Regions from separate parts of the Homo sapiens genome. Here region 2 is linked to region 1. A link is a loop called in an ENCODE intact Hi-C map of the cell type or tissue named here. Cell type or tissue: heart left ventricle. All regions are shown on one strand.

The links. Hi-C counts contacts between places; a loop is a spot of excess contacts. Peaks named below come from ENCODE experiments on the same cell type or tissue, not always from the same donor. Only the 100,000 strongest peaks of a DNase experiment are listed, where the experiment ranks them.
Region 2: it touches region 1 in a loop (2.4-fold over the local background); 13 of 110 quality-filtered maps call a loop at or near these places.

What each region holds. Positions count from the first base shown.
Region 1 is chr3:65,169,340-65,171,839 of GRCh38, reverse strand. The region is part of intron 1 of LOC105377127 (a long non-coding RNA gene); the gene reads left to right. Among named protein-coding and RNA genes, the nearest start is that of LINC02040, 4.3 kb to the left of the region's middle. In heart left ventricle, a CTCF peak has its summit at 1,360; a DNase peak (open chromatin) is centred at 959; H3K27ac peaks cover 1,941 bases.
Region 2 is chr3:64,903,967-64,906,466 of GRCh38, reverse strand. The region is part of intron 4 of ADAMTS9-AS2 (ADAMTS9 antisense RNA 2); the gene reads right to left. The region is part of intron 2 of LOC105377124 (a long non-coding RNA gene); the gene reads left to right. Among named protein-coding and RNA genes, the nearest start is that of ADAMTS9, 220 kb to the right of the region's middle. In heart left ventricle, no CTCF peak of the experiment used is centred here; no DNase peak of the experiment used is centred here; H3K27ac peaks cover 448 bases.

The DNA of each region.
Region 1 (2,500 bases):
TGTGTTTCTTATAGGATTACTGGGAGGATTCAATAAAATGGCACATATGGAAATTCTTAAAAAGTCACAAATCATTCTATACACACTAATTGTCATGTTCAGTCATCGAGGTAAGAGGCACTTTACGGGTGCAAAGGGCAACTTTACTGAGAAAGCATGCTCATGTTTTAAAATCTCAGTTTTCTCAGGATCTGAGTATCATTCCTAGTATCTGATTATACTTTCCACTATAAATTGCTACTTAACTTGCACTTCTGTTTTGGGGAAGCAGTGCTATCCAGTGTTAAGAACATGAGCTTTAGAGTCATACAGATATAGAGTTAATTTTCTGCTGTGCAATTTGACATCTTTTTAATATTTAACTTCTCCAACTCAGTTTTCTCTTCTGCAAAATGGGTCTATTAATAGAATGAACTTTATAAGCCTGGTTTGAGGATTAAAAGAAATATTACATGTAAAGTTGTTAACACAGTCGTTAGCCCATGTTAAGAGCTCATCACATGTTAATTATTATTTCTATATCCTTTAAAGTTTTCAGGGTACTTTCTAGCTCCATTTGCTAATTTAATTTTTCTTAACATTATCAATAGGTGGCTGATTATTATCCATCTTCCTTCATTTGTCCACTTAGGTAGGTCTTGCATGGACTACATGAAGGGTCTTCCACCTCCCTCCACCTAAAAATTCCTTGGGAAATTACCTAGGAGAAAGAACCAAATCCAAAAGAGGCAGAGACAGCTGATTTTTCTAAGGGATAGTGAGAGTAAATGACGTTAGGCCAGTTCAAATTATTGACGTCCCCAGGGCCACTGAGCACCCAGAACTATAGTGAAGTTCCCAGCAGTCCTTGCATCATCAGTGGTGTTCCCTCGTTGCAGACCCATGGGAGAGCACGTAGGTGCCATGTTCCTAACGTGATGCTGACGCACAGCTTTGCAAGTTTCCAACCAGTTACCGGGAGGCAGTGGGCTCTGGGCCAAGCTGGGACTCATGACATCACAGAGGAATCTCGGCACTTGAATAGCTGACAGTGTCTGCCTTTGCCAGCTATGCACTGGAAGTTGGAAGGGAATTTGGCCTCCAGAAAGCACATTTTTACTCCAGCCTGGAGCCTGTCAAAATCAACACGAGACTCTTAGCAACTACAGAGTTATTCTGCTAATTGTTGCCGACACTTAAGAAAGTGAGGAAATGTTAAAGGGCTGCCTCCTTGTCCTGAGTAGCAACGCTGATCCTCTCTAAGCAGATGGACCAATAATTATTCCCATCAATAAGGGGCAAGTGCACAGCTCTGCCTTCTGGTATCTGACCTAGGGGTTCTCTGTGTTGTTTGCCAAAGCCGAGGATGAGAATAGAGCAAAAACTGTAGGGGGAGCTATTTTGTTTTGAATGCAGAATGTAATCTGCCTTTTTGAGTAAGCAAAATATTAAAATTCTCAGAGTCTCTTTTGGAGAAAAATTTTACTTTCTGGGATGTTAAGAAAACGCTATAGAAATAAGCCTTGTTCACAAGATAAGAAACATCATATAATATGCATCAATATGAATCTAAATTAGAAAATGAATTCCCCCAGTTATTTCAAGTGATATATGGGCATTTGGTGGTTGAAGTGGTGAGAAAAACAGACTTGGGTTCGGATCCCAGCTCAGCTGTTACTAGCTGAGTGGCCTCGAGCAAATTGCCTCATAGCTCTGTAATATGGAAGTAGACTGCCTTGCCACACCCAGAGTTCTTATTTGGATTTAATTTTACAATGCATTTAAAGCTTGACAAGTAGCAATTGTTCAAAGAATGATTTTTTCCCACCTCCCTTATTTCTCTCAAGTGTGAAATATCATACCCATTCATATCTATCTATGAATTATGGCCAGGTGTGGTGGCTCATGCCTGTAATCCCAGTGCTTTGGGAGGCCGAGGAGAGAGGATCATGTGAGAGGCCAGGAGTTCAAGGCTTCAGTGAGCTATGATTGCAGAACTGCACTCCAGCCTGGGCAATAGAACGAGACCCTATCTCACACAGAACAAAACGAAGGAAATAATTTTGCTTCTCTGATTGGCTTCCTGCTTTTTTTTTTTTTTTTCCGAGACAGAGTCTTGCTCTGTCACCCAGGCTAGAGTGCAGTGGCACCATCTTGGCTCACTGCAATCTCCACCTCCTGGGTTCAAGCAATTCTCCTGCCTCAGCCTCCCGAGTAACTGGGATTACAGGCGCCTGCCACCACGCACATCTAATTTTTGTACTTTTAGTAGAGACAGGGTTTTACCATGTTGGCCAGGCTGGTCTTGAACTCCTGACCTTGTCATCTGCCCGCCTCGGCCTCCCAAAGTGCTGGGATTATAGGCGTGAGCCACCTCACCTGGCTGGCTTCCTGCTTTTTCTATGGACAATGTGATTAGGTATATAAAACAGGGTTTGTAGTCACAATGAGTTCTACCGTGAGGCTGAGTATCCTGCAGTTATTTCTTTGATAGGATGGTTTGAGGATGAAGCCTCTGCAG
Region 2 (2,500 bases), 270 kb after region 1:
GGAGTTTTTGCGAGTTTATTCCAATTTATGTCTTTATTATCACAAGCATCCATTTTGTTGTTTCTTTACATCTCACTTTTTTTTCATTACAAGGAGAATCCAGTTTTCACAAACCTGAAGGGAAATAAAATTTCTCACAGTGATTAGATTAGTGCCCAAGGCCACTTAGTGAAACCAGGCCTCCCTGGCAAGGTCAAGCTCTAACGCTCATCCATGCTCATAACCAGGGATTCTCTGCTTAGTCAAGTTTCCCACGGAGAGAATCAACATACGTCCTGACTCAGTCTCACCTCCCCTGTTAGGGCTTCTTATATTCTCAGCTCGGTGAAACTCCACTCCAAGTATTTTGTCTTGTCACTGACCGTGACTTGAATGTTAATTTTTTGCCTTTGACAACTGCCTTTGTTAAACATCATGCTCTACTCAGCATAGCCCATCTTTTGGAACCTGAAGAAAGTAAGCATGCTTTAAATACTTTCAGCCCAGCCCATGTCTTTAGCATGATATTTCATTACAGTGGCAACACACAAACCGTACGTTCAAAAATGGCATCTCTATTTTAAAATCAGTATTTATACGAACCTGCTTGCAAATCCACTGCTTATACATGATTTTTAAATGGATTACTCTTCTTTTTCTATTTATTATTCAAAAGTAGGGAGAAGATGATAACCAAGCCTTATGTTTTCATTTCCTAATTTCATTCAACTCATGGCCAATCTTGTTTCCTATTAGCACCTCCCACGTACTGTCCAAACCCAGATTATTTTGAAGCAAATGTTACGTATCATATAATTTGCCCTTAACTGTTTCAGCATTATACAAGATTTTAAGTAGACTTTGTTATTAATAGTATGAGCCACTTGCCAGGTCATGGAAAAGTCTTGTGACAGTGGCATGTGAAAGAGTTTGTGTAAAGGGGGCCCTACTTATTTCCCTAAAACATTTCTGTTTGGTAATTTCTATGGGTTAAAAATCTCTTTGCTAATAACGTCTGCTATACTTTTAAGAATCACTGGTGCTGTAGATTACAGTTTTCGTCCAGTCCATTCAGTGCAATTAAGTACGTAAAGTCAGTTCTGCTATAAGACTTGTTTTGAAATCATGAATTTGTTCCAACGGTATTGATATATTAGGGAACAATTTGAACATAACTGGATTTCACGTTTGCTTATACACAATTTCATCCCCTAGAAACACTAGATGAATGCAGAAAACTGTACCCAGCTGAACTGCACCTGATAGGAATACACAAAATGCATACACCTCCACCATCTGTCATCTATCTCAGTCCACCACGTTGTCATGAGCCACACCATGCACATCCGGTGCTGCAACTTTCTTTCTGATTCTACATAACCCCCTCCCACCACTTCACAATAGCTCAAAAGCAGCAACCCTTTCCACTTTGACTTCCACAGGCAGATTCCAAGTCTTTGACAAGGAAAAGTGCAATATTTATTGTATCTATGCATGTCTTAACCATTTAACATGGGTTAAACTGTGCTACCATTTTTTGTTGTTGTTGTTAATTCCTATTTGTTTTGTTATTTATTTATTTATTTATTTATTTATCCGTCTCACTCTGTCGTCCAGGCTGGAGTGCAGTGGCGCGATCTTGGCTCACTGCAAGCTCCGCCTCCCGGGTTCACGCCATTCTCCTGCCTCATCCTCCCGAGTAGCTGGGACTATAGGCTCCTGCAACCACGCCCGACTAATTTTTTGTATTTTTTTTCAGTAGAGACAGGTTTTCACCGTGTTAGCCAGGACGGTCTCGATCTCCTGACTTCGTGATCTGCCCACCTCGGCCTCCCGAAGCGCTGGGATTACAGGCGTGAGCCACCGCACCCGGCCTGTTTTGTTTTTTGATGTGTCATTGACAAGTTTTTGAGTTTTGTGCCCTCAAACCTAGGGTCTCTCAACCTCAGCAATGCTGATATTTTCGGCTGGATAATTCTTTGCTGGAGGAGCGGGGTGGGGCTGTCCTGTGCATTGTAGGATGTTTAGCAACCACCCTGGCCGGCATCTATCCACTAGATGCTAGTAGCCCTGATTCCTCTACTCCCCAGTGTAGCACCCCAAAGTGATTATAGACATTGCCAAATATAGCCTGAGGAGAGAGAGAAAGTCATGGAGGATTGTGAGTGGTTGAGAACCACTGCCATACCCCATCTCTCATGATACCTGTGGTGCTTTGCCTAGCATGATGATTTTTACAAATGCATATATCTTGTTATAGCAGAGTTAATTATACATATTATGTGAGTGCCTCTGCATGAGTCTTCATATTAATATTATCTACAGTGTGCTATCAGATTCCACGCACTTTGCATTGAGCTCAAAATGTAAATCCCTGAATTAAGGGACTCATTGACCTCCAACAACATCTTTACTTTCAAAGTACATAGACCTTGGACCATATAAAAACTTATAACAAAAATAATATTAGTAAGAATAGCTATCATTTATTGGGTCCTTCCTAAGAGCCAAGCACTATGCT